2 separate regions of the Homo sapiens genome follow, and region 2 is linked to region 1. A link is a loop called in an ENCODE intact Hi-C map of the cell type or tissue named here. Cell type or tissue: natural killer cell. All regions are shown on one strand. Each heading gives the region's core, and the rest is flanking DNA. Links, peaks and the distances in the headings are about the cores only. Region 1 has its middle 78 kb from the start of IRF4. Region 2 has its middle 31 kb from the start of IRF4.

The links. Hi-C counts contacts between places; a loop is a spot of excess contacts. Peaks named below come from ENCODE experiments on the same cell type or tissue, not always from the same donor. Only the 100,000 strongest peaks of a DNase experiment are listed, where the experiment ranks them.
Region 2: a loop joins it to region 1, with 2.1 times the contacts of the local background. A loop is called at or near these places in 4 of 110 quality-filtered maps.

The regions. Positions count from the first base shown.
Region 1 is chr6:462,125-478,359 of GRCh38, reverse strand. No RefSeq gene overlaps it. Among named protein-coding and RNA genes, the nearest start is that of IRF4, 78 kb to the right of the region's middle. RefSeq lists an enhancer at 6,969-7,128 and a silencer at 7,289-7,388. In natural killer cell, for the core only: no CTCF peak of the experiment used is centred there; a DNase peak (open chromatin) is centred at 3,379; H3K4me3 peaks cover 354 bases; H3K27ac peaks cover 1,710 bases.
Region 2 is chr6:414,195-430,429 of GRCh38, reverse strand. No RefSeq gene overlaps it. Among named protein-coding and RNA genes, the nearest start is that of IRF4, 31 kb to the right of the region's middle. In natural killer cell, for the core only: no CTCF peak of the experiment used is centred there; a DNase peak (open chromatin) is centred at 7,499.

The DNA of each region.
Region 1 (16,235 bases), core at 1,861-4,360:
GATTTACCCCTTAGCTGTCTTTAAATCAGGTTTCTTTCTTAAAGTTACTTGGATTCTTAAAGTGACTGTTGAGAATATGCTTTTAAGGTTCAGGAGGAAGCACGACACTAAAACCCTACACTTCAAAGGGTGTAAAGAATCCCCCTGTTCCTTGTAGGTTGTGCTGGACATAATGTTAATTAGATGCTCTCCAGACCAGTTCTGGAGAGTCGGCACACTCTGCTGCACCCAACAGCCGTCATGGGGTCTGCTGTTGGCCCGTGGCCATCACGGTCTAGGACTACCTCTTGAAGCTGTCAGGACTCCTGGATCTAAGTCTCCTCCTGCCCACGAATTAGGAAGTTTGAATAGGAGGACAGGATGTGGTGAGCGTAATATCTGGAGGAAAAAGCAGATTGGAACCGAGACATCTCTGGTTTGCTGATATTTCACTCTTCTAGAACAAGCAGTGTTAACTTACATTTTTGGCAAAAAATACCAGAGAAAGGATGCTCATAACTTGAATTTAATCCCAAAAAACATTAAACACAATTGAGGCACATTCTACAAAATACCCAACCAATACTCTTCAGAATTATCAAGGTCACAGAAGACAGAGACTTGAGGAACTACCCCAGATTGGAGACGTGACAATTAAATGCAATGTGTGGTCCTGGATTGGATCTTGAACCAGAAAAAGGACGTCAGTGAGCCAACCGGTGAAATTTTCGTAAGATCTGTAAATTAGCTCACAATAGTATATCAATGTTAATTTCCTGCTTTTGATCATTGTGTTGTGGCTATTTGAGATATTAATACTTGGAGAAGCTGGGAGAGGACAAGGAATATGGGAATTCTTCATTCTATTTTTAAAACATTTTTATGTCTGAAATTCTTTTAAAATGAAAAATTGTGTTTTAATTTTTAAAAAAGAATAGATGTAGAATAGAAAACTTTCATAGCAGTGTATGTTGGTGAGGAATTAAAAAATCAGTAGGAGTAACTAACATGGAAGGGGATTGGTGAAGCACACAAAAAGGAAAGTGAATAGAAAATCCAAACTAAGGGGTAAAAATATTTTCTAATGGATTAGCACAGTAACATCAATGAACTAATGTTTTCAGATGAAATAGATCCTCAGATTAGATCCCAGCCCCCCCCAAAAAAATTCATCTATGTGGTATTTCTAAATATGTGCTATTTCTGGGTCCTAAATAAAAGGACTCAAAGGTTGAAAGCAAAAGAATGCCAGCCCTACCCCACTCCCACCCCAAAAAAAATGTTTGCTAGGGAAATATTCATGAAAAGAAAGCTAGTGGTGCTAAGTTGATATCACACAAAATATACTTGATGGCAAAATGTTATTTAGGAATATATTAAGGCTATTGTGTAATGATGAAAGTAATAATTTGCCAGGAAGATAAAACGATTTCTAAACTTAGGTACATTTAATAATATTAATAACTTCAGGCCGGGCAAGGTGGCTCACACCCGTAATCCCAGCACTTTGGGAGACCAAGGCAGAAGGATCCCCTGAGGTTAGGAGTTCGAGACCAGCCTGGCCAACATGCTGAAACCCCGTCTCTATTAAAAACAGAAGAATTAGCCAGGCATGGTGACAGGCGCCTGTAGTCCCAGCTACTTGGGAGACTGAGGCAGGAGAATCACTTGAACCCAGGAGGCAGAGGTTGCAGTGAGCCGAGATCACGCCATTGCACCCCAGCTTGGGCAAAAAGAGCAAAACTGTCTCAAAAAAAAAAGTAAATAATAATATATTAATAACTTCAATAGATATAATTTTTTAGTTTTACCTATATAATTTTTTAGTTATAGGGTTTGGGATTTGCAATCCATAAACATACTAGTAGATTTTTAACACATTTTTCTCAATATTGATGGATTAAGCAGTCAAAATAATTATCAAATGTATAGAAAATTTGAAAAGCACCATTAGCAAGCTTAATCTGGCAGAAATTTGTATAACCTTCTGACTTTAGTTAGAAGACTGACCACATTCTAGCCACAAACAAGTCTGAAGAAATAAAAAATTAGTATCAAATTATCTGACCACAGTAAAATTATATTAGACATTAGTAACAAGAAGATAACTTTTAAAACCCTGCATGTATTTGGAAATTTATTTTTTGTAGAAATAGAGTCTCACTATGTTGCCCAGACTGGTCTTGAACTCTTGGCTTCAAGCGATCCTCCTGCCTCAGCCTCCCAAAGTGGCTGGATTACAGGTGTAAGCCATGCCTGGCTAACATTTGGAAGTTTTAAAACAGACTTCTGAATACCACATAGGTCAAAAAAGAAATTATTAACAAACATTAGAGAAACTGATATCTGAACAGTAATGAAAAATTTTATATCAAAATGTGGCTTGCAGCTGAAGAAACACTTCAAGGTAAATGTAGACTTTAAGTGCCTGTGTTAGAGAGGAAAAGAGACTGAACATGAGCTATGCATGAAACTCAAAAGAATGAGCTCAAAGAAAGTAGAGGGAAAGAGCTAATAAACACAAAATAGAACACAAGATGCAACGGAGATAGTCAAATCAATAAGGCCAATAGCTGGTTCTTTGAGAACATGTAAACAGAAAATCAAAATCTTGGGGCCCCAAACTCACTAAGCCATTGGGAAAAGTTAACCTTGGGTTAACTGCCTCCTGCTTTGTTCCTAAGTAGATAGATAGAAGGCCACATACCTCCCTAGGCGGCCTCCCTCAGTTTTCTCACAAGGTACCTCCCTGTGGGCCCCAAGATCTTTACCCTAAAACAATGTTCTGTTGAATTTCACCCTGACAATGTGAATTCACAGCTTATCTTCACAGGCACAGGACAAAGGCAGGACTGGACGTCATTTCTCCCTCACCCGAGACAAATGCGTGCGTGACTGCCCCATTTGCTCTTCCTCCTGTCAAAAGCATGCTCGCTGAGCAGGAGAGGAACGCATAGGTGACCGTCCGTCTGCCCCGTTCTTTCCATGGCAGCATATGGATTTACGGAGCCCTCATCAGAGCTTCGCGAGAAGGTGACCGTATCCTCCCCTTTTTTCTTTCCTCTCCTGCCCATTTTTTCCCCTCTAAATATTGAAGCCCTGATGCCTTCTTTAGAGAAAGCATGGGTCACAGACGTTCCTGTGGTCCTGTGTTTCTTTTTCCCAGTCACATCCTATCAAAGGAGAAAAAGGAGATACAGAAGAAACATTAGGAATGCAGAGGGAAGCAAGGAAACATATACCCACTTTTGAAAATTCAGATATTTCTATGATAAAACAGTTCCTGAACACAGCAGCGTGAGGACCGGTACCTCAGCTGGAGGATGGGCGGGAAGCGCAGGCGTCCAGAGAGAAAGCCTCTGGTGTCTTCACTTCTCACTCGCTGTGATCCTGACCACACAGGAAGCAGCACCGAGCCAGCCCTCCCCCAGCCCCGAGTCCTGTCAGTCACTCACACACAGCTTACACACATCCTCATCAGAAAAGAACACAATTCTTTTGAGTGGGAACACTAACATACAGTTTTCAGGTTTATTATCCTAGGTTTGACACACCAAGTCACAACATGAAATCCCATTGTGTGTATAGTCTGATGGATTAATTATCCACGATGACATTTTGAATGACAAGCAGGTTTTGAAAATGTAGGTTCCTGATCAGACGTTTGAAAAATGCCACTGTGAGAATAAAACTGCTGCTGCTTGCCGACACACAAATGGTGTCCCAGCCACGCGGGAGCCCAGCGCCCCACGCCCTGCCCCACACCTGTGCAAAGCCAGGCTCCCCACAGCTAACTCCTCCAGACTCGCGGAGGCAGAGGATGAGGGAAGAGTGCCTTGGCGACTGGCTTTTTCCCTTTTTAGTTGTGTGTGTGTGGAGCGGATAACCCTTAATTTTGTCTGAGGAGGTGGCTCTGCAGCCTTACAGTGCATTGGAGTGACCTGCTGGACTCAGAGTCAAGTAACAGCCAGCGTGGGGCAGGGACCCAGGCGTCTGCGCTTATCACGGACTCCGGGTGGTCCGAGGTGCAACAAGGCTTGCGTGCCACAGCTAACAGCTTCGGCATCTGAGCTTCCCAGGCTCGGTCATGGTGCCCCTGGGCTGTTTGTCAGACAGTCCCGCATTTACAGGGATTAGCAGCTACTCTCACGATACCATTTTCAGATCTGCATAACTATCCCCATTTTACACAGGAGGAAACTGCAGTAAACAGGTCAAATAATGCCCAAGGTCATGTAACTAGGTAGACACAGCTCAGATTGGAACGCAGAGTCTTGCTCAGCACCCGTCCCCCTCACCACCGTGCCTGGAGGTAGCACTGTTCATGCACAGCACTCTCCTGAGAGCCCACTGTCAGAGTAGCCCTCACATAGGAGAAGCACGTGCTCAAGTCTGCGGGACTCCACAGTGGGAACTGAGAGCAGCCCTGGGGCACGGGCGAGCCCTAGGCCTGGGAGGCTGTGGAGCTGAAGCGCATGTAGTTCTGCTCTCAGGGGGTGCACAGGCTCTCCGGGGAAACAGAAGGGGTACCCCCACGTGCTCCACGCCAAGCAGACGTGCAAGCACCAAGCAACGAAAGGGCTGTTCTTGGCCCTGTCCTCGCTCGCCGTGGGCAAATCTATTATCGCAAAAGAGGAGGGAAGCATTTAACCAAAGACAGCTAGACTGACAGAAGTTTGGAATAAGTTTATTTTCCCCAACTCCCTGAGACTTCTGCTTAGGTGTGAAGAAGTTAGACGTGCCAGGTGTGCTACTCAGAGACCCCCATGGCTGTGAGGACAGCAAGAAACCACAGTGGGCTTATAGATGTTAACTGAAGCCATGGAGAGGGTGGATGAGATCATATGAGATGAAGTTAGGACAGAACCACGAAGTGGACCAGGGCTGAGGGCAGATCATAGAAGACAGGGCTGCAAGAGGGAGCTGGGAGCACAGAGGCTCTGGCCAGAAGCAAAAGGAAAGGGATACATCACAGTTTGCTGGTTAGAAAATGTCTACAAACTTAGCCATTTAACTGACCAGTGTCCTAGAGTTTTCAGAAGGAAATCCTACACAGCAGTTTCTCTACCCGCTGCCCCTGTATCTTCATATGCCACCTAGCATTGATGGGAGAAATACTGCATTCACGGAGATACCAGGTGTGTGATGTCTATGTGCTGTTATATAACAAGGTAATTATTCAGCTGTGCCAATAACAAAACTGATATCATACACAATGATGTCCTCAGCTCCCGCCCCGCATGTCTGCACAGGTGTGCCTATATTTAACCGTTCCTGCTAACCCTGACATCACCTTTCATAGGCATAGAATGTGGTGCTTTTCCAAGAACCTTCATGTATAACGTTGTTGAGTTCCTGTGAAGTGAGCAGACTATTTTCACATCTGGACTTTACCAAGGAGAAAGCTGAGGCTAGCAGACATTTAGTTCGTTAGTTATAATCACAAAAGAGCTCGTGACAGAAAGGCAAGGAAACCAAGATGTACCAAGTCCTAGTGCAAACGCCTCTGGTCGTGGGGATGAAGACAGTGTGTGACCTCAGGAAATATCGCAGCTCCTGCCACTCTTCTCAAGCAAGGTATCCTGGGATCAGCTTCTTGCTCCAGAGTGCTAAGTAAATGCCCTCCACCTATGGGCTAGAAACGCCAGGGCCTTGCCCTAAAGAAAGGGAGTGGTTTTTTTTTTTTTTTTCAAAGACACTTGTTTTAAACTCACATCAAAACTTACACATCCAGCCGGACGCGGTGGCTCATGCCTGTAATCCCAGTACTTTGGGAGGCCGAGGCGAGCGGATCATCTGAGATCAGGAGTTCGAGACCAGCATGACCAACATAGGGAAACCCTGTCTCTACTAAAAATACAAAAATTAGCTGGGTGTGGTGGTGCATGCCTGTAATTCCAACTACTTGGGAGGCTGAGGCAGGAGAATCACTTCAACTTGGGAGGCAGAAGTTGTAGTGAGCTGAGATTGAGCCACTGCACTCAAGCCTGGACGACAGAGAGACTCCATCTTAAAAAAAAAAAAAACCACAAAAAACTTACACATCCAAATGAATTCTGCCCTCGATGTAATTTATTTTAATATGCAATAGTTGGTAAACCAACTGTGCAGACATCATCTTGAAGATATTCAGAGGTCTCTTAAATATGGTCCAGGTATTGGATGAGATTTAGAAATTAGTTTTGGTAGGTGTGGGGATGGTGTTGGGCCTGTGAGAGACAATGGCCTTGTTTTTAAAGCTGCCTGGAGATGTACATAGGCTCAAAACAAGGTGGCATTTGGGCTGGACTTCTGCAGCAGGATGGCAGCATTACATTTATGTAGATGAATCACACATCCTCAGAGTAGATGAGAGCTCTGCCGCCTGGACGTTAGAACATTCCATCTGGGAGTTTATTGAATTTTCAGCAATGCCCTCAGAACCAATTTGCAAACCCCAGAGCAGTGGGATCCCATTGCTTTAGAGAACTACATCTGAACGTCTGAGCACCTGCCGATGTCGGGCCTGCACAGCAGCACCATAGCCCGTGCTTGTCGCCTCCCAGCACTCCTGCTTCGAGCTGTGATGCGGGAGACTGAGCCTGGAAGACAGCGAATCCTGACACTAGGACTTGGCGGTTTGATTTCTTCCTGTGCAAGGACCTTCAGTTGTTTTATTAAGTTCCACGATCAAGTCTTAGGCCAAGGCTGCAACCAAGTGTCTCCAACCAGGCTTCGGGTATAGATTTTACAGAGCAGGGCGATTCTCTACCACCCAGCCCGCTGCCTGGGCCTTGCTGCATGGGACCGAGGACGGGGCTCCTGATGGTGGAAAAACATCCCCAGGTGGGACAGGGACGGCTCAGCTCACTGAAGAGGAGGAAGTGGAGGCAGGTGGGCAGAGGTGAAGCCTGGCTTGTTGAGCGCATGGTAGTGAGCGAGGTGCTAAGAGGTGTGCCTGGAAACCATCTGGACAATGAGGTGTTGCAGAGAATGCCACAGCCGATGACTGGAAACTACATAACCAAAGCATCTGTCAGGCTAGGCTGACGGAAGCATCGGGCAGGGGAATGTCCCTCTCCCACACCCAACCCCCAGGGATTTCTTTAAGGTGAGGAAGAGATTTTCTACTGTAAGATATCAGGGGTTTTTTCCTCACTATTCAGGAAAATACCATACACTAAAGTTTCCTTTTTATAAGCAGCGACTGCTGAACTGGCAGCCCAGACATCCCCATTGCTGGGGGTGGGGCAGCCTCTGGGAGTGTGCAACCCCACCTGCAGCCTCGAGCCCCGCCGGGGCTCTCCCACCCGGGCTAAGATGCCGCTGTTAAAAATCACGGTTCAGTAAGCACCGCCTGCCCTGTCTTTGTGTGCAGGACTATGTCCAGTTAAACCCTCAACAGTGGAAGGCCACCCCACAGGGACAGGCAGGGTGGCCTGGCCGCTCCCTCCACCCTTGGTACGGGGGCCACCGCCCAGCCTCCGCACCCTGGCGGGGCAGGGGGAGAGGTGTGCTGCTTGACACCCAGAGGAAGTGCATCTGCAGCAGTCCCCCTTATCCCTGCTTTCACTTTCCGCTGTTTCAGCGACCCGCACTCAACCGTGGTCCGAATCTATTAAGTGGAAAATTCTAGAAATACATAATTCCTGGGTTTTAAAAGGTGCACAGCTCTGAGTAGTGTGATGCAATCTTGCATGGGGACGTGATTCATCGCTTTGCCCAGGGGATCCACGATGGAGGTGCTGCCTGTCCCTCAGCCACTGAGGAACCCTGTCCCTTATGAGGCCGACTCTCCAGGTGGCCGTGCGTGTGTTCAAAGAACCCGTATTTTCCTTGAAAATGGCACCAAGGTGCAGGAGCGGTGATGCCGGCAATTCAGATTGCCAGAGAGGAGCCATCGAGGGCTTTCTTTACGTGAAACGGTGAACGTTCCTAAGAAAATAAAAGCTGCCAGGTGCGGTGTCTCACGCCTGGAATCCCAGCAGTTTTGGAGGCTGAGGTGGGCAGATCACTCGAGCCCAGGAGTTTGAGACCAGTCTGGGCAACACAGCAAAACCCTGTCTCTACAAGAAATACAAAATGTAGCCAGGCATGGTGGTATGCCTGTAATCCCAAGTACGGGGGGGTGAGGCTGGAGGATGATTGAGCCCCACAGGTCAAGGCTGCAAGGAGCCTTAACTGATCCATCACACTCCAGCCTGGGCGACAGAGCCAGACCCTGTCTCAAAACAAAACAGAAAGAAAAAACAATTGTAAGCTGAACTTGCTAAGATCTACAGTAAAAATAAGTCTATTCATGAAAATGTGATGAGGGAAAAGGAAATTTGCGCTCGTTTTACTATCACATCTCAAACTGCAAAAGTTATGGCCACAGGGCCTGATAGTGCTCAGTTAAGAAGGAGAAGGCATTAAATGTATGGGTGGAAAACGAACAGACACGTGTCCTGATTGACAGCGACTGGATTTAGGACTCTCCATGGTTTCAGGTGTCCCTGGGAAGCATATCCCCTTATTGACAAGGGGGTCCACAATGAAACTGCTCTTCTGGGCCCCAGATTTTCCATGTACCACTGGCAGATCCTATGAGAGAAGCCTCTGCAGAGGCCATGTTGTGACCTTCGCACGACAGAAAGAGGGAGGGGCGGAGGCAGAAAGAGGAGGAAGAGAGAGACACAGAGACAGAGAGAGGAGGGGGAGAGAGGAGGGAGACGGAGAGGAGGGAGACGGAGAGGAGGGAGACGGAGAGGAGGGAGACGGAGAGGAGGGAGACGGAGACGGAGAGGAGGGAGACGGAGAGGAGGGAGAGAGAGAGACACAGACAGAGAGAGAGACAGAGACAGAGAGAGACAGAGACAGAGAGAGACAGACAGACAGAGAGACAGAGACAGAGACAGAGAGAGACAGAGACAGAGAGAGACAGAGACAGAGAGAGAGACAGAGACAGGGAGAGGAGGGGGAGAGAGGAGGGGGACGGAGAGGAGGGAGACGGAGAGGAGGGAGACGGAGACGGAGAGGAGGGAGACGGAGACGGAGAGGAGGGAGACGGAGACGGAGAGGAGGGAGACGGAGACGGAGAGGAGGGAGACGGAGAGGAGGGAGACGGAGAGGAGGGAGACGGAGACGGAGAGGAGGGAGACGGAGAGGAGGGAGACGGAGAGGAGGGAGAGAGAGAGACACAGAGACAGAGACAGAGAGACAGAGACAGAGAGAGACAGAGACAGAGAGAGACAGACAGAGAGACAGAGAGACAGAGACAGAGACAGAGAGAGACAGAGACAGAGAGAGACAGAGACAGAGACAGAGAGAGACAGAGACAGAGACAGAGAGAGACAGAGAGACAGAGACAGAGAGAGACAGAGAGAGACAGAGAGAGACAGAGACAGACAGAGAGAGAAACACAGAGACTCTCCCTGCAGGCTTCACCAAGGCCAGGTCAGAATGAGATCCTGCTACACTTCATTTCGGGAACCCTCAACACCCTTTCATTTGTAAGAAAATCCCATAAATGCTTTATAAAAGTAGGCAATATCTTTGATAATTCAGCTCGCAAATGAAACTTAATTTTGGATATTTTAAAACATGAAGATAGTCATTTAAAGAACACACAAAAAACAACAAGTGACGTGAAAGTCATTAGGCATTCGGACTTCCTAAGCATTGCAGAATTTATAAAACTCTCCAAGTCAGTGTCTCCGAGCACGTGGCTCTAGGTCAACGTAAGAAACTAACATTCCACATTCTAAAACCAGGAGCTTCCTAAGCCCTCCTTTTTGGCTCAAAACAAAAATTCTCCTCTTTGGATGGGTCTGTTCCAGCTGAGCTGATGTAAAGCCTCCAATTTCCTTGCCTCCTACCTGATACTTTTTTTTTTTTTTTTTTTGAGACAGTCTCACTCTGTCACCCAGGCTGGAGTGCAGTGGTGCGATCTCCGCTCACTGCAACCTCCGCCTCCTGGGTTCAAGTGATTCTCCTGCCTCAGCCTCCTGAGTAGCTGGGATTACAGGCATGCGCCACCACACCCAGCTAATTTTTGTATTTTTAATAGATGAGGTTTCACCCTGTTGGCCAGGCTGGTCTCGAACTCCTGACCTCAGGTGATCCTCCCCCCTCGGCCTCCCAAAGTGCTGGGGTTACAGCTACCTAATACTCTTCATGGAAAAGGCACCGTGAAGAGCAGGCCATCACATTTCTGTTTATTCAGAAGTGAGTTCTACCACAGGAGCAGGGTGCCTTGGAGATTGGAGTCGCAACATCCACCGGCCGGGTAGGACAAACAGAAGCTGCTGTCCTCCCCTCTGCGAGTGGAGCAGAACCCAGGCATCCCAAGGCTCCTCTCAGCTCTGTCACTAACCTGCGGTTACCAAGCTCGGATTCTGGACACCCATTAGTCATTTTGTGAAAAAGTTTGTAAACTGTAAAGTGTCCCACAACCATTATCTCTCTCTGTATCAGGTAGCTGGTCTCTTCCCACAATAAGCCACAATAGAACTGGTGTGCTGGCACTTTCACCCTCAGGGCGGGGACCTGAGCGAGGGGTGGGGACGGAGGTGTGTGGTGGGCACTCCCTGCGCCTGCACTATCCCTTCCCGAATGGCTGTAAGTTCCACTTCGTGTGGCGGACCAAGTCCCTCCGCTTCTCCCTCCATCCTGCTTAGCTGCAGCTGGAGCTTCAGGGCTGAAAGTCGCCGTGGTCCCCAAGGAAGGTGCGGTGCCCGACGCACTCTTGCCGGCCACTGTGATAATGCCTGGCTCCTTCCCGATGGCACAAGAATCACTTCTATTTTAATTTCATTCAGATCTGAATAAAAATCTATTTTAGTGGTACTGATGTCATCATTTTCCTAATTGTACTGTTTCTATAAAACATTAACATTGGGGAAACTAGATGAAGGGGTATATGGACCCTCTCTGCACTAACTTTGCAACTCTTCTCTATGTCTGAAATTATTTCAAAATAAATAGTTGGGGAGAAACCTGAGGGCCATTTTCCAGACCTGTTAGAAGTTCCAGTAACACCCAAACAGCTCTTGCCCTTGCCACGGAAGGTCTGGAGCAGGCATGAGGGCAGGGAGGCGGTTGGAGCGGCCGTCAGAGCTGCACACTGGCCGGTCTGGTCTCCAGTTAGCTCCAGGAATCTCGCCAAAAAGACTCTGCCCGTGTTCCCATTCGCCACTGTCAGCTGTGCGACTAAGCCCACCCAGAGCCCCTCATTCTTCTTTGCTGTCCCTGGTTTGAGTCTCCAAATGGGACTGGGGTGAGGATGGATCTCCGGACTCGAGGACAGGTGACGTGCGTTTCCCACTTATAGACAGCCTTGTGCCCTGAGTCAGAATTTTACCAGAGGGAAAAACTCAAAAAACCTCTGAGGAAACAGATTCATTTCTAACTCCTTTCTTCATCCATTTTTTCCAACAACTATTATTGCATGCCTCCTACACGTGAAGTGTCCTGCTAGTCAGAAACGAATGGCTGGTCCAGAGCCAGCATGTGGCCGCACCGTGTCTCGCGGGTCCCCCGACTGCCGGCGCAGGCTCGAGTGCCATTCTGATTCCTTCCCACCATCCCCTGACCACAGGGAGGCATGTCCCTGTGACTCAGAGAACCGTTTGTGCCTTGGTGAACTCGTTGTCAGGAAGCAAGTGAACGCAGGTTAGACCAAATTAACCTCCTCCGGTCTCATCTGCAAATGCCGCCTGCTACCTCCATGGACAGCCAGAAAGCGGTGGCCTCGAATGACAAAGCCAAGCTCTTCAGCCTCAGATTCATTTCACTCATTTTCCTGTTGCCATGAGTTGCGTTCTCCTTCAAAGATCCCCCACTCACCCTGAAACCTTCTTGAATTATTTCGCCTCCATCCTGCACCTCCCTCCCTGGCCAGCCCCCTGTCCTACCCATGCTTTCCAACAGGGCTTCCTGGATCCAGCCCTTTCCTCACTGTCCCCTTCACCTGACCCAGGAAGAATAACATTCTAAAGGAAGTCCAGCTGTTCTATCAACATAAAAATCGTGGTGACTTTGACACAATACAAGCTTATAACCTGCTCCCATGGAAGTCCAGCGTGGTGTGGTGTTCCTGGTCAGGTTGTTCCTGGAAGGCTCCCCTTTCAACAGCAGCTCCCGCCTCCCGGGGCTCCAGGATGAGCTGGCCTGTGGCGCGCTCTCCACCCAGTCCTCAGCTGGAAATGGGAAACCTGAGGCTTGCACGGCAGGACTTCTCTGGGGAGGGCCAGGCCAGGACACGGTCCTCCTGCCCACATTCCTTCAGCCTGGCTCAGCCCCATGCCCCCACACTGAAGACCACACTCAAGTCCAGGGCACATGGAGTCTGGCCATGTGCCCACCACACACGTGATAGACTGAGCTCAGCCAACTCGTGCAGTTCATAACACAGAAACCCTCCTCTCTCTTCTACCATAAACTGCCAAGCTTGCCTCATTTCCTTCCTTCAGAGGATACGAGACGTAGATGTCCACAGGTTACTGTCATGTTTTCTACCCTAGTCCTTGCCTTTCGAATGTCTTTGAAGACTCACCAAGCAATATAAGATCAAAATTCCTGGGTCTCATCAATACCAGATCACCAGCCCCGGTTTTCAGTCCCCAATCCTAAACCGGGCTCCGGGAGCTGGATGTTCCATCTGTGCCCCGAGGCGTCCCTGCTCTGACCTCTGCCTTGGCAAACCAGCACCCAGCATTCTGGCTCCTGGATGCCTGTGAACGACAGGAACCTGGCAGGAGAAAGGAGAAAGAGGATGGGGCAGGTGGCGGGAGCAGATGTGCCACTGGTTGGAAGGCCACCTGTCCTTTCAGTCACCCTCTGCACTGGAGGGGAGTCTGCCCTTGATTTTCCTCCTCCAGGCCCTCGGGTGGGAGGACCTCTGCAGCCTGCAGCTCCCCCCATGCTGTGTCCTGTGTTTCCACAGGACCTTCTCTCACCTCTGCAAACAGCCACCTTTTTAAACCATTGCTGAATTCTCCGAGTTTATGGGTACCATCGGATGGATTCCTGGTGAGATGTTGCCTGGGATTCCTGGATCCCATCAGCTTCCAGCTGGATGTTTAAGTCCAGGCCAACCCTGTCCCTGCCTGCTTCCTGCCCCGCCACCCCCCCCCCCCCCACAGTGTCCATGGCAGCCTTCACCTCTGTCTTCAGGCCACAGCTGAATCTTCATCTTCTTTATTCTCAGACACCTCCCAACCTCCGACCCCAGCTTTAGGGGTGCACAAGCATTGGGGCAGCTTGACCACCCCAGCCGCTGATGAGTTTAGCCCACTCTCTGCTCAGTTTGTTTTAAAAAGGATTAGAGGCGAGGTGCGGTGGCTCATGCCTGTAATCCCAGCACTTTGGGAGGCTAAGGCAGGTGGATTTCCTGAGGTCAGGAGTTCATGACCAGCCTTGGCCAACATGGTGAAACCCTGTCTCTACTAAAAATATAAAAAATTAGCTGGGCATGGTGGTGCACACCTGTAATCCCAGCTACTACGGAGGCTGAGGCAGGAGAATCACTTGAACCCGGGAGGCAGAGGTTGCAGTGAGCTGAGGTCGCACCACTGCACTCTAGACTGGGCAACAAGAGCAAAACTCCATCTCAAAAATAACAAAATAAAAAATAAAATAAAAATAAAAAAGATTAGACACCTCCCACACTCAGTCACCACCTACCACTGGCTTCGGAATCCCCCGTATTCCACCTTCTGGCTCACTAAGGAAAGTCTCCTCACTAAGATGACCAGTGGCTTCCAAATTGCCAGGTCATACCCACGTTTCAGATCTTATCTCATGAGGCTTTTGGACCTTTTGATCAGTCCTTCAAATAATTTTTCATAACCCAAGTCGTTTTGGTAAATGTTGAAGAAAATGCTGAAATAAAGGTAAGCCAAAAAAAAAAAAATTTATGGTCCTACTACCTAGAGACAACCACTATTAACATTTTACTGTTAGCCTTCCGGACTCTTCTGTGCTTACATATTAAATGGATGTTAACGAATTAATAATACATAACATGTAGCAACCACCTTTAAAATATGATCATCTTGCCTTATTAAAAATATGAAGACATTCATTTTAGTGGCTGCATTGGGTTGCAGGGCGTGGACTTGCCTACCTTTGGGAATGTTGATTGTTGCCCATTTTCCTTGTTGGAGAACAATCTTGTGATGAATGAACTCCTTAGTACTTCATATCTATTCACTCTCATTGTTTTCTTAGAAAAAATTGCTAGAAGTTAAAGCCCCACTGCCAGCTGTCAGCCCCCACACATCCCCTTTCTGCATGGTTGTTTCCTAGGAGTATACCCTTTTCCTAAGTGCAGAAAAGGACGGAGGAAGAGCTGCGACGTGGTTGCAGGTGTCAGACTCCCCCATGAAGGAGGGAAATCTGTCTGCCTGCCTGGGCGCTAGGACTGGAGACAGGTGCCAGGGAGGGTGGCAGCGCTTCTCTGCCTGGAAAACAAAGTGGAAGCCTGAGCTGGTATCTCTCCGGCATACTCCTCCCTCCGGGCCATCACTGCGTCCTCCTGCGTCCGGCATTATGTTCCCTCTGCAGGCCTTTGCTGCTGGTGCGGTGAGACTTTACTTAAGGGGTAGCATTTTAGTAAGAAGTCTGACAAGCAAGGCTATTGACATCTTGAATGTGAAGTGAAGTCCGTGCTTTCCTGCTTCCTGAGATTCCTCTGGCCCCGTGGCTTCAGTGAAACCACACCTTCCTGTTTCCCTCTGAGCCCTTCCTCCTCATCTTTCCGTCTCCTTCTTAGGCTCCTCTTCTTCCACACAGCCCCTAAATTCCAACAATCACCAGGCTTTCCCCCAGAAATCACTCTGCTTACGCTCCCCACTCGCTGTGCCTGTATGGTGGGGTGGGGTCCAACCCACTCAAATTATTAGCCACTAAGACACCCTTGACCCCTTCTTCTCTCAGACTCGAAATTCATCTGCCCAACTGCCTGCTAAGCACCACCTGTGTAATTTATGGATCTCAAAGTTGTTGGGCTCAAAGCGGATTTCACCTCCCTGCCCCTCACTCAGGGCTCCCCTGAGCTGTCTGTGTCAGGGGATACACTGCTGTCCACCCAGCACATAATCCACAAACCCAGCCGTTCCCGTGTGTTCTTCTCCCTCACGCCTCCCACCTGGCCAACCACCACCCATCATCAACTTCACCCTGGAGGAATCTGTCCAATGGGCAACTACTTCATCATCACTGCCCTGGCTAATGCAGGCCCTGGCCATCTGCCACCAGGAAAACGTACCAGCTGGCCTCCCTGCCTCCCACCACCCTTTTCCGACCCAAATGCAACCTCGCAGCACAGTGTGGTAAGTATTTCTATATCTGGATACTGGATACCATACCCTATGCTACTCCTCCACCAAGACTTTCCAATGCTCTTACTGCATACGGGATACAGCAGACAGCCCTGCAGGATGTGCTTCCCGACCACCTTGCCTGCTTTAGCTTTCACTCCTTTCTTTACGTACCAGAATCCACACCTGGATTTTTTGTGATTTCCATGATGCACACCTCCAACCCTTTGCTAATAACATTCATTGCCTGGAATGTCCTTCCTCTCTATGTGACCAATTTGACCTCTCCATAAGTTTCAGCTCTCTTAGACAGCCATTCCTAACTTTTTTTTTTTGTCCCCACAAATAGATGCTTTTCTTCGTGTTCCCAAAATGCTCTTTGAAAATGTATGCCATTACTCTTACCACATTGCATTGCAGTTACGTGCTTTTACAACTAGACTTTGAGATCCAGGAAAGCAAGACTATGCCTTTTCCATGTCTGATTCCCTGGTTTCTATTCTAGTATCTGGCACATTGACACTCAATAACTTTTTAAATATATGGGTGAGTAATATTTGTCTTCCAATATTAGAAGAGCTGCCATTAGAACATGTAATAAGCTTACATTTAGCCGAAAGAGATAGGTTTAACGAGCGAAAATTATGAAAGGACCAATTGAAACTTGACACGAGAGAGATCTTCTGGCAATCAGAGCTGCCCAGAGATAAAATAGGCTGCCCTGAATGCTGGAGAGTCCCATTATCTCTGGGAGATACGAATACACAGGCCAGACAATTAGAGAATTTGGGTAAATGGTTGGACCAGTTAGCCTTGAAGTTCCTCTTCAGGAACCCTTGTACACTGTTTGTGGGAATGAAAATTGCTTTAGCCATTATGGAGAACAGTATAGAAGTTCCTAAAAAAATTAAAAATAGAACTACCATGTGATCTGACAATCCCACTACTGGTTATCTATCCAAAGGAAATACATTA
Region 2 (16,235 bases), core at 6,039-8,538, 52 kb after region 1:
GATTGAGTACATACATGTTGAAAGGATACTATTAGATTATATAAAATAGATTACTAAAATTAGTAATAATATTAGATTACTATAATAGATTACTAAAATTAATTCCAACTGTTACGTTGTACTCTTTTTGAATGTGGCTACTAAGAAATTCCCAGAAGGGTTCTCATCTGCAGGCTGTATCAAGTTTCTATGGGACACCAACTGCTAGGAGAAACTTAGAGAGAGTTTCCTATTCTGAAAGGGAAGAACATGTCAGGGACGCTGAGGACCTGGGCAGTCTCTGCTCCATCAGCCATCCAGCCCTGGGCAGGTCCCTTTCCCGCATGCTACCTGAGTTTCCCTCTTAAAGAATGTGAAAGACTGGACCGGGTATAAGGCAGGAAGCTCTCTCTGGATGCCTGGTTTTAGGCACCCAAAGAGACATTGTGCCCTGCTTCTTGTCTCTCCTAAGAACACAGCCAGTTACCCTGGTGGTTTGTGGTTTGGAGACATCACTGTCCAGCAGAGAAGACAATGGCTTTCTCAGGGTCTAGAGGAAACTGCTATGATGCTAGTGCTGTTCCCTTAATCCTGAAGGGCACAAAGGCCATGCTTCTCATTCACTGGGGAGACTTGTGGAGGTAAAGGGATCATCAGATGGAGGAGAGTCAACTGGCTTTGGTTCTTAACCATTTTTAGCACAGTGTTCCTCTCTTACTCTTCATTTCTTTCTTGTGGTTTATTTCATCAATGGAGGACCTTGATGTAATTGTTTCCCTGTAATTTGTAGATAATATCTCTCTCACTAAATATAGAACACTGCCTCTATCTGTGCATTTTACAGGGAAGTCGTACCTTGCATGGAAATTAAACAAGAAATTAGAATTACTAATAATGACTTAACGGTTGAATTTAAGATGACTAAATGAAGACAATAACATCATTGGCATAAACATGCAGGGTAACAATTGTACCCATTGCAACATTTCCCTTCGGGTTCCAGCCTCACAGCTTCCAGAGCAGGCACCCTCTGTTTATACAGTACTCTGCCCATTTTTTCAGCTGCCTTGGTGGAAGCCAGTCTCTAGAAAAAGCAAGGTGGTTGCCTCCCTGTGTGCTCTGCTCAGTTAGCGCCTGGAGAATTCTGTTTGATGTTCAACATTTTAGGAGCAGGACACAGGAGTGAAGGCGGCGCTTGCTTCTCTCCTGCAGTGCCACGACTCACTCAATGGAGTCTGCTCATCTTGGGATGAAGGACAGGACCGGAGACGGTCGTCACTCCCACAGTTATACCACTCGACTGGGGTCTCATTTCCACATGACTTCTCTGGTATTAAAGAAATCCTTCTCAAGCCTGGGCAACATGCATGAGAGAAATAATGAAGAGATGAGACACCCGAACTCAGTAGAGATGGTCCAGTGGAACTGTGGGATATTGGCAGAGGGCCAAGGGATACGGGGACGCAGCCTACCGCTTGGGCTACCTTTTACTTTTTCAGATTTTATTTTTATTTATTCACGCCTCCCTGCCCCTGAGGAAGTGAAAATGTTGGGTTTCAAGAAAAGAAGGGTCAGCAGGAGCAGGAGAGCGGGGACGCATGTTTGAAGGGCTGCCGTGCCGCTGCCTCCCATCGAGCCACTTCCTAACCAGTGCAGCAGGTGTCTCGGCAGGTAGAGGGCTCGAGACTGTGCTGCTGCTTGGACCCATTAGAGATTCCACGGGTGCCATGTCTGGACAACTGAGGTCTCCTTGGGCCCTCTCCTGTCAGGCCTGCAGGGCCTGCAGTAAGGTGCTTTCACCTCCCACAGCTTCCAGGGACTCGTGATTCATGGGCATGAGGGCAGTGGGCATTTACCCTGGCTATGCAGCAAAGTGGTCCCTAAAAAACAACTCTTGCCCCAAGATGGGGGCAGAGACATGCACATGAGCCCGCTGGGCATCTTCCCCACTGAGAGCAGCTGCACATGTGTGGCCACGTCCCTGTGCGTTGGTGCTCCTTCTCCCATGCTGAATATGGCTGCCGTTTATTGAGCGCCTTCTGTGTGTTGGGCAGTGTGGGAGGGGCTTCCTGTTTTTTTCTTGGCTAAGCCTGTAGCAGGGCATCCTGGTTCTGCAGAGGAAACCCTGCACACACTAGCCGAGACTCTGTCCTGCCACCCCTCTCCAACTGGGACAAATGCAGCTCTTTCCACCCCACTGTCCCGGGAGGCAGAGGCAGTCCTCATGGAAGCAAACACGCCTGCACTCCAACCCTCAGCTGCTCCTTCTTCAAATGTGGTGCGCTGGGATGGCAGAGCCATGGCTGTTGCTCAAGAATCGCCTGCCATGCGTAATCAAGGCAAAGAGGCAAGGAGAAGCCTGTTTTGAAAGAAATCTGAAGATGATGGCATGAGACTCCTCAGATCCAGTGTCAGCACTGCGTCTCTTGGTTTGGCCAGGCAGATGCCTGGTGCAGGGAGGGGGAAGCAGGGAGGCTCGGACACCCTCACAGCAAGGAGTGTCCGTGGCTGGAGAGAACCCAGTGGGTTTCCCACCTCCCAAGGCCAGTGTGGTGGGCTGCTCTTTCCCTGCCACAGTCAAAGGAGGGGCGCTCCAAGACACACACACAGAGCCTGCAGACAGCTGCACCCAAGAGGCACGCACTCTCATCTCCCTGGCCCCAATGTCTGAGAAGTGGGGAAAGATGCCTGGAGAGAAGGAAAGGCAGACACAGACAGATGTGGGGCAGCCCCGGTGCGGGGAGGCAAGAGTGGACCCAACAGAAGTGGCCTGGCCTGCCTGAGCTGGCCCACCCCCGGAAAAGTGCCTTGGGCAGGGCCTGCAGGGATGGGACTTCCAAGAGCTCTCCTTCCATCCCTACAAACCACGCTCCTGGGGGACTTTCCCCCTGCCTCACCTAGGACTCATTCACGAGAGCCAGCCTTTGGATACCTCTGCCAGCCAGAGTTGTCCAAGAAAAAGCTGTATTATGATATTACCAGAGAGGGAGAGACCTCAGTTCCTCTCCATCTCTGCTGTCCTTCTTTCTCACCCTAGTAGCCCCAAGCTGCTAAGACCAAAGGTGGAAGGAATGGGGAGCAGAAGAGCAAATCAAACCCACCCAGGGTGTGCTGATGCATGGCTTGCAAGCCGCATGGAGGAGGGGGTGGAGCAAGCCTTGATGTGCAGTCTCTGCCCATCCCTGTGGTGTAAATACTCCCACCAGCTTCAAGCTCCCAGCCTGATGCCTCTGAACGCAGGGCTGGAAAAGTCTGCACTTCAGCACACCCTTCACCCCACAGAGGCAATACACACAAACCGCCTCTAAAGAAGAGATGCTAGTAAATGCAGTTGAGAAATCAGGAAGTAATGAGTAGTTGGAGTATGGATTACCTTTGTTGCTAATATAATTCATTAGAAGTTTATGTATTTTTTATGGTGGCTCTGTTGAAAAACAGCAGAGAAGCAGACACTTGGCTCTGGCCCCTGGGGCCTGGCCCCCCCACCCCAGGCCTGCCTTGGCAGAAGCAGGGCAGGAGGCAGAGATGCCCAGTGAGGGGCGCTTGCATTTGGCCAGATTCCTCCCCCTGTGCCTTTGCATCCGCACACAGAGTGCAGAGCCCAGGGCTGCTCCTAGGCCTTTGACTGGCAGGAAGCCGTGCTGTGCAGCCTCTTTTTCTCCTGCCTGCAAGTAGTCTGCGTGACACTGAGACGTGACAGCATACTGGCAGTCCTCACAGCCCTCACTCGCTCTCGGCGCCTCCTCTGCCTGGGCTCCCACTTTGGCGGCACTTGAGGAGCCCTTCAGCCCACCACTGCACTGTGGGAGCCCCTTTCTGGGCTGGTCAAGGCCGGAGCCGGCTCCCTCAGCTTACAGGGAGGTGTGGAGGGAGAGGCGCCAGCGGAACCCGGGCTGCGCGCGGCGCTTGCGGGCCAGCGCGAGTTCCGGGTGGGCGTGGGCTTGGCGGGCCCCGCACTCGGAGCATCAGGCCGGCCCTGCAGGCCCCGGGCAATGAGGGGCTTAGCACCCGGGCCAGCGGCTGCGGAGGGTGTACTGGGTCCCCCAGCAGTGACAAACCACCGGCGCTGCACTCGATTTCTCGCCGGGCCTTAGCTGCCTTCCCGCGGGACAGGGCTCGGGATCTGCAGCCCGCCATGCCTGAGTCTCCCACCCTCTCCGTGGGCTCCAGTGCGGCCCGAGCTTCCCCGATGAGCGCCGCCCCGTGCTCCACGGCGCCCAGTCCCATCGACCACCCAGGGGCTGAGGAGTGCCGGCTCACAGCGCGGGATTGGCAAGCAGCTCCGCCTGCAGCCCCGGTGCGGGATCCACTGGGTGAAGCCAGCTGGGCTCCTGAGTCTAGTGGGGACGTGGAGAACCTTTATGTCTAGCTAAGGGATTGTAAACACACCAATCGGCACTCTGTATCTAGCTCAAGGTTTGTAAACACACCAGTCCGCACCCTGTGTCTAGCTCAGGGTTTGTGAATGCACCAATCGACACTCTGTATCTAGCTCAAGGTTTGTAAACACATCAGTCAGCACCCTGTGTCTAGCTCGGGGTTTGTGAATGCACCAATCGACACTCTGTATCTAGTTACTCTGGTGGGGCCTTAGAGAACCTTTGTGTGGACACCGTATCTAGCTAATCTGGTGGGGCCTTGGAGAACCTTTACGTCTAGCTCAGGGATTGTAAATACACCAATCGGCACTCTGTATCTAGCTGCTCTGGTGGGGCCTTGGAGAACTTTTATGTCTAGCTTGGGGGTTGTAAACGCACCAATCAGCGCCCTGTCAAAACAGACCATTCAGCTCTACCAATCAGCAGGATGTGGGTGGGGCCAGATAAGAGAATAAAAGCAGGCTGCCTGAGTCAGCGGCGACAACTCCTTCGGGTCACGTTCTGCATTGTGGAACCTTTGTTCTTTTTCTCTTTGCAATAAATCTTGCTTACTGCTCACTCTTATGGGTCCACACTGGTTTTATTAACTGTAACACTTATCTTGAAGGTCTGCAGCTTCATTTCTGAAGCCAATGAGACAATAACCCTACTGAGAGGGATCGAACAACTCCTGAAGTGCAGCTTTAAGAGTTGCAACACTCGCACTAAAGGTCTGCAGCTTCACTCTTGAGCCAGTGAGACCACAAACCCACCACAAGGAAGAAACCGAATGCATCCGATACATCAGAAGCAACAGACTCTGGACATGCTGACGTTAAGAACTGTAACACTCACCGTGAGGGCCTGTGGCTTCATTCTTGAAGTCAGTGAGAGCAGGAACTCAAATTCCAGACACAATACTTGGAGCTCTGGAGCTGCCTGGCGGAGGCACACCAGGGAGTCTCAGGTTTTGACAGTTTCACTTGTTTCCTAACAAGCCTCAGCGGGGTTCTGCCCAGGACCGCTGCCTTGGGACCCCCAGATCCCTGCTCCAGTTTCTCTGCAGCTAGCTTTGGTTCTTCTGCAGGTCTCTGCATTCCTCCTCCCTGGCCACGGCTCCCTTCTGCCCTGCTGTGCCCGCTTTTCGCCTTTGGGTGCGCAGGTTTCCTGCGGTGCTGGTTGGAAACGCGGAGTAGGCCCCAGAGCTGTCTGCAGAGGGAGCCTGGCCCCTTCCTCTGTCCCAGGAGGAGGCCCTGACACCCAGGCGCCAGGCCCAGCACGGGAAGGGTAACGCAGAAAGGAAGGCCCGGCGGGGGGCTCCGTCGGCGGGGAGGGCGGGAAGGCCCGGCGGGGGGCTCCGTCGGCGGGGAGGGCGGGAAGGCCCGGCGGGGGGCTCCGTCGGCGGGGAGGGCGGGAAGGCCCCGCGGGGGGCTCCGTCGGCGGGGAGGGCGGGAAGGCCCGGCGGGGGGCTCCGTCGGCGGGGAGGGCGGGAAGGCCCGGCGGGGGGCTCCGTCGGCGGGGAGGGCGGGAAGGCCCGGCGGGGGGCTCCGTCGGCGGGGAGGGCGGGAAGGCCCCGCGGGGGGCTCCGTCGGCGGGGAGGGCGGGAAGGCCCGGCGGGGGGCTCCGTCGGCGGGGAGGGCGGGAAGGCCCGGCGGGGGGCTCCGTCGGCGGGGAGGGCGGGAAGGCCCGGCGGGGGGCTCCGTCGGCGGGGAGGGCGGGAAGGCCCGGCGGGGGGCTCCGTCGGCGGGGAGGGCGGGAAGGCCCGGCGGGGGGCTTCCTCGGCGGGGAGGGCGGGACAGTCCGGTCCAGAGCTCAGCAGCGCCCGCGGCGGCCTGGAAAGGACCTTGCGGACTGGAGAGCCGAGGCCTAGCGCCGCATGGTTGGAGGTGTGCTTTTCCCCTGGCCGGAAGTTGTGCTTTCGCTGCTGGTGTCGGCTTCCCATCGCGAAGCAGTTCTCCATTGGTTCGGACTGGCGGGGCTGTTGTGCTGGGCTGGCCGGGAAGGGCTGGCTCGGGGCCCGCAGGAGCCAGGCCACAAGGAGACGGCCCTGGGAAGCCTTCCCTGTGCCCTGTTCAGGACAGGCGAGCAAAGTCACCTGCAAGTCCTTACCGATCCTCTTCCCCAGCAGGGCCCAGCACCTCCTGCCCTCTTCCCGGGCACCCACGGGCTCCTGGAGGTGGTCCCAGCCAGCACGGGCCCCGCGGCCACGCGTCTCACGGCACTGGGAGCCTCTGCAGCCCCCGCCGCACCCCAAGCCTTGCCCTGAGGCCCCCTCCGCCCACACCCCACCTCTTTCCCCGCGGCCACACCCATCTTTCAGGGGTTTCTCCTTCAAACTCCAGGACAAAAACAGCCGTCCCAAATGTTGGGGACCTACCCAGGTCTCAGGCAGACTCTGCTAGCACTAACGTGCTTCCATTCTCTACCTTGTTCCATAGCTGAGTTTTTCTTCTGCGCTCCAAAGGGACTTTGTGAGGGCTCCCTGCCTCCATCCTACAGAGGAGGTGGCATCCTGTGCCACACATGGTCTCTCTTTGGAGGCTGAAGAAAGTCTGGGATCAAGAGTAAGAGGCACAAGGGCTCCCTGCTCCTCACCCAGAGTGTCTTGAACAGAGCAGTGGGAGAGCAGGGACTCCGTCCAGGCAGGCAGGCCACAAGCCCATGGAAGCCCCATGGCCCCTCCACTCACCTTCCTCTTCTGGCTGTGGTCACTGGTGAGGGGAGACATGAACTAGCGCCTGATTCCAGGTGGAAGGAACCAGGTAGAAGGGGAGGGACAGCCTCCCAGCACAGAGGAGACTAAGAACAAAGTGACCAGCCGGCCAGGTCCAGGTTGGCTGCATGTGGCCAGGCAGCTCACGCTGAGAGGGGACGTCACTCCATCTCTCATTCTGCTTATTCTCTCCTTTAGACGGTTAAAATCTATTTTTAAAATTTTCAACCTAAACATCTTTTAAAGTTCAATGTTTTGTATCATGACCTGGGTCCTAAATGTCAAAAAAAAAAAAAAAAAAAAAAAAAAAACCCTGAATTTTGTTTTGCCATTGCTTATGAACATGAGGGAAAGCAGGCCTCTTGGTTGTTTCATGAACCTTTAAAACATTGAGCAAAAGTTATGTGGTCACAAAATCACACGGTGGTGAGTAAGCTCCGGTGCGAGGTCACCCAAGCAAACATAGCCACGGGGATGACTAAAATGTTCAGGCACCTCTGAAGTGAGTGTCTCAGCTTCAGTTGTTTGCATTTCTTGGCTCTTTTTTTTTTTGCCAGGAAAAGACTCCAACATGTAATCATTTACAGAGAAGAGTCATGTTTCAGCAACATGGAAAAAATGTAAATCAATCTATGAGACTGACCATGGACAAGGACTTTATGTTCCTTATCCAGAAGGAAGGCAGAATTTTCCAACAAAGCTGTGAAATTGTAGGAAAGCATCCAGTCACCAGGTTTCAGAGAGATTTGCTTGTTGGAGATTTATGGCCGATCAGAGAAAACGGTTGGTCAGAGAAAGAGGAAACCCCTCCTTCCAGTCTATAACTTGACCTACTGATTAAAGTTACAGGGTAAAAATGAAGATCTCCCCTGAAGTCAATAATCAATCAAGTAATTAATTCTTAATTGATTAAATTTTCTGTTCATCTGATAAGCATGAGGCCCCAAAAGCAGATGCTAGGCACCATGGGAGACAGATGGGAATTTGGTGTCTCTCTAAGGAGTAGTACTACACCTGCCACGGGTTTCGGAATCCAGAGGACTTCAGATGCATCTAAAGGCATTTTAATTCTTATTAATTATTTAAAAAAGATGTTGGAAAATAGATATATCATTGGCCCATCAAACTTGTGGCTTTTACACGTTTTATTGCTCAACATGGTGCTAAAGTAGATATTTAACTTTAGGCCAGGCACAATGGCTCATGCCTGTAATCCTAGCACTTTGGGAGGCTGAGATGAGCAGATCACCTGAGGTCAGGAGTTTGAGACCAGCCTGGCCAACATAGTGAGACCCCATTTCTACTAAAATAACAAATATTAGCCAGGTGTGGTGGCACATGCCTATAGTCCCAGCTACTTGGGAGGCTGAGGCAGGAGAATTGCTTGAACCCAGGAGGCAGAGGTTGCAGTGACCCAAGATGGTGCCATGGCACTCCAGCCTGGGTGACAGAGTAAGACTTCGTCTAAAGAAAAATGTTTAAAACCAACAGTTTTAAGAAAATAGCAATACTTTTAAAAGTATTTTAAGAAGTAATGTTTTAAATAGATAACAGATACTAAATGCATAATAGTCATATTTTTAAATTAAATAATGTTTAAATAAATAATCAAAAGTTTGAAGGCAGTGTAAATAGGACTAAAATTTAGGAAACACTGAGGTAAGAAGGTACTGCCCTACTCTCAAAGGAGCTTCTAATGAATACCAAGTTAGTAATAGCTGCTGTGCTTTAAATGTGTCCCCCAAATTTCATGTGTTGAAAACTTAACCCCCACATTGATTTGCTGATGATATTTGGAGGTAGGGCCTTTGGGAGGTAATGAGGATTAGATAAGGTCATGAGGGTGCGGCCCCCATGATGGGACTGGTGGCTTCCTAAGGAGAGGAAGAGAAACCTGAGCTGGCGTGCCCATGCCCTCTGGCCATGCGACACCCTCAGCCATGCGACGTTATGATGCAGCAAGGAGGTCCTTACCAGGTACCAGTGCCATGCTCTTGGACTTCCCAGCCTCCAGAATCATAATAATACATACTTTTCTTTGTAAATTACCCACTCTATGGTATTCCATTATAGCAACAGGCAACAGACTAAGACAATTCGCCAATATTTACATAGGATTAACTGTGCCCCAGCTATTACTCTTAGCACTTTATCACTAATCCCGACAACTACCCTATGAAATAGGTGTCCTGTTTCATAGAAGAAACTAAAGCACAGAGAGTTTTATAGGATGAAGATGGAGCACCTGGGTAGGACCAGCCAGGATGATATCCTTTCACCAACACTTGCTGACCATGGGACCCTCTCAAGATCCTCCCTGTGCTCTGTGCCCCCATCTGTAAGGTGAGAAATGAAATGCCTGTCTCCCAGGATTACTTCAAGGATTACAGGAGTTGACACATGGCAGTGCACTTAGCACCTAATAAATGTTAATTAGACCTTTATGCTTAATCCCAAACTCTTGGTTCTTCTCCTTTCTTTGTGGAACAGGCTGTTCTCTCTGCTCCCATTCTCTTTCCCCACCTAAAGAAATTGGCTCCCATCTGTGGGATACCAAGCATCTTAGAAAGTCTGGGTGTGATGCTGGAGGGCTGCTCACCAGTGGTGTGGATACAGGTACACCGTGCCACCTCTCTGACTCTTGGTACGTCAATGGTGGAAGGGAAGGCAGGCTGGCATCAGAATTAAGAGATAAGGCTATGAAACCACAAAGGCCTGGATTTGAATCCTGGCTTCCTCTTTTAGTAGTTGTATATTAGGGTACTGGCTTTACACTCCTGGGCCTCAGTTTCTCACCTTAAAAATGGAGAATGAAAATATTTCCTTCTCGGAAATGCCCTGCCCGTAGCGTCTGTCTCAGTGCTTGCTGGCCTCCTGCACCCACACAGAAGCTGTGCGATTACAGCTGGCTATCCCTGGAAAGCAGGGAGGGTCAGGAACATGGGGAGTCTTCAGAAGATGTTTGTGGAATGAATCCTTTTTAAAAAAATCAATGTTCTTCAGAAAATAACAAGTGTTGGTGAGGATGTGGGGAAACTGGAATCCTTGTGCATTGCTGGTGGGAATGTAAAATGATGCAGCCACTGTGGTAAACAGTACAGTGGTACCTTTAAAATATTAATTATAGAATTTTCATCGCTCCAGCAGTTCCACTTCTGGGTATACACATGAAAGAATTGAAAGCAGGGTCTTGAAGACCCATTTGTCCACCCATGTCCACAACAGCGTTATTCACAGTAGCTAAAACACGGAAGCAACTCAAGTGTTCAGGACAGATAAATGAACAAAATATGGTCCACCCATGCAATGGAATATGATTTAGCCTTAGAAAGAAAGGAAATTCTGACACGTGCTGCAACATGAACGAACCTGGAGGACATCAAGCTCAGTGAAATAAGCCAGACACAGAAGGACAAATACTGCAGGATTCCACGCATACAAGGTATCCAGAGTAGTCAGTTTCATAGAGATAGAAAGTAGAATGGTGGGGGCTGGGGGCAAAGGGGCCAGGGAATGGGGAGATAGTGTGGGATGGAGACAGGGTTTCAATTTGGGAAGATGAGAAAGTCCTGCAGACAGATGCTGGATATGGCTGCACAGCAATGTGAATTACTTAATGCCACTGAACTGTATACCTAAACATGGTTAAGATGGTAAATTTTATGTTATGCATATTTTCCACAAATAAAAAAGAAGAATCAATGTTCTTATCCTTCCTGTTTCCAGGCAACCCCAAATGCTGACATTAGCGTGAGGGGAAACAGCAGGGCCAAAGGCAAAGAGTCAGTCCCTAGCTGTACAGAGACTGTGATGACTGAGGAAGGGCAGAGACTCAGGAGGGTCCCAGAATGGGGGTGAGAGTGAGAGGGAGGTTCTCACATGGGGGTTGGAGGTGAGGAAAGGAGATCCCACAATGGGGGTGCTAGGGATGGAGGGAGATCCCCACATGGGGGTGGGAGGGGGGAAGGGAGGTCCTGAGTTGGGGGTGCTAGTGGGGGAGGGAAGGGAAATCCCATATTGGGGTGCTAGTGGGGGATGGAGGTCACACATTGGGGTGCTGGTGGGGGAGGGAGGTCCCGCATGGGGGTGCTGGTGGGGGAGGGAGGTCCCGCATGGGGGTGCTGGTGGGGGATGGAGGTCCCGCATGGGGGTGCTGGTGGGGGAGGGAGGTCCCGCATGGGGGTGCTGGTGGGGGAGGGAGGTCCCGCATGGGGGTGCTGGTGGGGGATGGAGGTCCCGCATGGGGGTGCTGGTGGGGGAGGGAGGTCCCGCATGGGGGTGCTGGTGGGGGATGGAGGTCCCGCATGGGTTGCTGGTGGGGGTTGGAGGTCCCACATGGGGGTGCTGGTGGGGGAGAGAGGTCCCGCATGGGGGTGCTGGTGGGGGAGGGAGGTCCCGCTTGGGTTGGGGATGAGAACGGGTGGCCGAGGGAGTTTCCGCATGGGGGAGTGGGGGTGCCAGAGGGAAGTTCACAGGCTGGGGGTCCCTGCATGGAGGCAGCTGCAGCCAGAAAGCTGAGAGAGCGTTCATCCTCAGTGTCATAGCTCAGAGGACAAAGAAGCATCTTGGGAAAGATGAGGTGGGGGAAAGCATATCAAGGGGAAATGGTAGGAAAAGAAATTAATGGAGGCAGGACTGGGAGATGGGCCCTGAGACCCTGAGCCCCTGGTCCCTTCACCTCAGAGCTGGTCCCACCCCCAGAGCTCTGGGGACCCCACAAGGCAGCTTGAGAAACTGGAAGCCCACCAAAAAATATAAAGGGACGTATCAACTTAGAAAGATTACATTTGTGCTTTTCTCCCTTTCTAGTAACAAAATATGTGGTCTCAGGAGAAACTTTGAAAAGTACAAAAAAGCACACAAGAAAATAAAAAATTTCCATGACCCCACATCTCAGGGGTATAATTTACACTGTTGAATGTTCTTTTTAAAAAATTCTATGTATGAGCTCCATGAAATTTTAAAAAGATATCACATTGTTTTGAAACCTGTTTCTTTTTACTTTACAAAGTAACAACCATTTCCCCATGCCATGAAATACTTGTATACTGCACAATTTGTAAGTGGTTCTATAGCATTTCATGCCATAGGTGGCTCATCACTTGGCCAGCATCCTATTGGACACTGTTGGACATGGTAGACATCTAGGTTCGCCAACTGTGTCATTTCCTGAGGATTCGATGGTGCTGACTATAAGCCAGGTGCTGCACCAGTACTGGGTGTTTACTGGAAAGCACAGTTCCCTTCCTCAAGGAATTTATAGTACAGAAGACAAATTAATAAACAGACAATTACAATAAAGAATGGGCAGTGTTATGCTGCGGACATGGTGCGTAGAAATCTAAGTCCAGAGCCAAAGTTTTTAAGACATGTAGTTCATATTTTCTTTAACAATATAATTGTTAATTTTAAGCTCATATTCCACTAGGGTGATGCAAATTCAAGTTCAGTTCACTTTGGATCCCTCTCCTCCCTCTCCTCCCTCTCCTCCCTCTCCTTCCCTTGAACTGGGGCTAAGTTTGGCATAGCTCCCACAGAGCCAGAGCCTGTGCTGGTGGGCAGGGGATCTTGTCCTCAATGCAGTTTCTGCTCAGACACACCCAGGCATGCCCACTCTTTGGCCCCATAGTCATCGATCCACGCCGGTTACCATGGAGTTATCCTTCAGTCCTGCCCACCTGGCCCCTTCGTAACCTGCGGTTCTCACTGCTCCTTCCCACAAACTTTTCTCAAGTTTGCTGTCTCATCAAAGTTTTTCCCAGGAGGCAGAAGATCGTTCCCCTTTATCAGGGAGTGGCTGAAGTCTAAACACTCATTTCTTCCTTTCTCAGCGAGCACTCGCTCTCCCTTCCTCAACCCTCAGCATTTTGCTTTAGTCTCAAGTAGGAGGCCAGGAGGGAAAAGGAGCTTTTCTCACATTCCCAGCCAGTTTGAGTCCTGAGCACCAGTGACCCAGCTGCTTGGAGAGTAAGGAAAGGGGAATGACATAGTGGGGCAAAGTGTTTCTCAAGACAAATATCACACTTTGGAGACCCAAACAGAGGGTGGAATAAGGGAAGCAATGCCTGCAGAAGGGGAGTGTGCCACAGCCAAGACCTGTGGGCGCAGACTAGCCAGGGGAGCAGAGGCAGAGGGCAGAGGGAAGAGAAGGAAGGAGTCTTTGAGGACTCCCTAAGGACAGACATTTTGCCAACACACTACCAGTGTGGCAGGAGGAGGGGTCACTGAAAAGGCCGGGTTGCCTTCAAACACCATATAATTCATAATGCTACACTGAAACAGAGAATATATGTCTGCCTGTGTTAATTTAGGTATAGCCTGTCCAGAGCTCCTTTGCAGAGAGATGAGACAGGACCCAACGTGTCTTTCTGGCCTAGGGGAGTACTGGTGGCACACTGCAACAAGCGTGTTTGTCAGGTGATCATTGTTTTTAGGAAATCAAATCCAATACAGCCAAACTTGTGCTGCAGTTACAGAACAGTTTACGAGAATAAACACTGGTACCTTAGAGATACATAAAATTACTTCAGAGCAATCTCAAGGGCTCAAAACCCTTTGGAATACCCTTTTAGATATAACCAGTTGATATATTATTTGAAGAAAAACTTGCCTATGCATGTATACTGACTTGAGTCCACCTGTATTTGTTGAGCAAATGGAGCCCCAAGAAGAAGAAAGATTGTTTATTTGTCCATTATTTCTATTTCGTTATGAAGGAAACCAAAATACTTCTTCCAAAAATATTGAGGATTATTAAGTTAAACACACTGAAAATGCAAGGAAACACTCTGCCCCACCTCTATTTGCCTGATGTCAGGACATAAATCCTTCCTTACTAGAAATTGGCCCAGAGAAGGCATCAGCAAGCACCAGAACAATCTGGGAACAAGGTTTACTATCTTCCCACATTTTCCCAGTTTTTAAAAGACTGGAACTGCCCCCTCCTTTGCTTTGTCTCTATGCTAAGATTTATTGTTTTTTGTTAAAATACTACTTAAGAAAGATTCCTCATCTACTCTGCCCTGGGAGAGAAATACATTTGAACTGAGGCCTTCTTCTAGGTGATGGGTACAATATTCATCAATAAACTTCTTCTGGCTTTTCTCTTGTTAATCTTTTTTTTTTCAGGAAAGTGTCTCAGGTAAGAAAATATGAGGATTGAGAAAATAAATCATATTTTCTTTCCTTCAATTTGACAACCACAAAGGCACACTTTGCTCACACTAGGGCCAATGGATGGAGCTCTGAGAGATCTGAAAGAAACCAGCAGAAAAGGGTAAGGTTTCTTACCAACGTCAGCTCTTCACATCTCTATTTTTAGTGCTCAGTTGAGAGGGGAGGGTAAGAGTTTTTTCTTTTTTCCTTCATTTCCAAATTTAAATAGGAGAAAATTATTTGTATAAATTGGCTCTTGGATATAGTGACTCTGGTGTTTTTATTTTGGCTTATTGGTTTACATCACTTTGAAATAAATTAGACTGGCTATATTTAAAATAAATTTCTTTTAGAGAAGTTCACTTTTCAAATGCCTGTAAGTCATTGCAAGATTGACAAAACACTCTTCAGCCTAATTCTCTAAGCCTTTCTCAGCCCATGGAAGATGTTAATCTTACCATGTTTTTGAAATGTTATTCAGGGAATTAATTAAGCAGCATTCAAGCAGAGATTGGATTTGACACAGAGTTAAATAAAGTTCTTTAGACCCACCACCAAATTGATTTCCTTAGTAAATACCTTAGCTTGGGAGAGAAACATTTATACAAATTAGTGTAAATGCCTTGTTTTTAATTATTTATATGAGTCTTGACTTTTTGTGGTACCCATTGGTAATCCTTTCTACTACCATGAACAGCTTTTGATTTCCTCTCTTACAGACTGTCTTTTTTTATTCTTCTATCTATGGACACATGGGGTTGTAAGGCCTTTGTGTACTTTGTCAGATGAGAACCTGAGACCCTAGATAGAGGTGCTAGTGAAATTTTCCTTTCTTTATCACATGACCAGGCTGCAAATTTTTCAAACTTTTATGCTCTGCTTCCATTTTAAATATAAGTTCCAGTTTCAGGTTATTTCTTTGTTCACACATATAAGCATAAGCTGTTAGAAGCAGCCAGGTCACATCTTAAACACTTCACTGCTTAGAAGTTTCTTCTGCCAAATACCCTAAATCATTGCTCCCAAGTTCAAAGTTCCACAAATCTTTAGAGTAGAGGCTCTTTGCTAATGCGTAACGAAAGCGACCATTACTCCAGTTCCCAATAAGTTCCTCATTTCCATCTGAGACCTCCTCAGCCTGGCCTTCATTGTCTATATCACTATCAGCATTTTGGTCACAATCATTCAGCAAGTCCTTCGGGAGTTCCAAATTTTCCCTTATCTTCCTGTCTTCTTCTGAGCCTCCACACTCTTCCAATCTCTGTCTGTTATCCAGTTCCAAACCCACTTCCACATTTTCAGGTATCTTTATCACAATATCCCACTACTGGTACCAATTTTCTATATTACTCCATTCTTGCACTTCATAAATAAATACCTGAGACTGGGTAATTTATAAAGAAAAGAGGTTTAATTAGCTCACAGTTCTGCCAGCTGTACAGGAAGCATGGCAGCATCTGCTTGGCTTCTGGGAAGGCCTCAGTAAACATACAATCATAGTGGATGGTGAAGGGGAACCAAGCATATCTTATATGGCAGGAGCAGAAGGAGGAAGTGGGGGAGGTGCTACACACTTTTAAATAACCAGATCTTGAGAGCACTCACTCACCATCATGAGAGCAGTACTGAGAGGATGGTGCTAAACCACTCATGAGGGACCACCCCAATGATCCAGTCACCTTCTACCAGGCCTCTCCTCTGGCATTGGGGATTACATTTCAACATGAGATTTGGGTGGGGACTCAGATCCAAACTATATCATATGGATATGTTATTAATATGTGTTCTAAAATTGTATGAGATTCCTAAAAATCTGATATGTTTTGGTAATGTTGTCAGTTATAATTATGGGTATTATGTTAAATTGTTGTAAGCCACAGAAAGTAACCAAATTTCCATGTCAATTGTGTCTTTAACTATGTCCATTTTAAGTCTTGTTATCTGCTATTAATTGCTTTATTATGATACTTTTTCTAAAAGCTCTTTGCAGATCCTAAAGTGTTATGTCTTCAAGAAGGTTCATAGAAAGG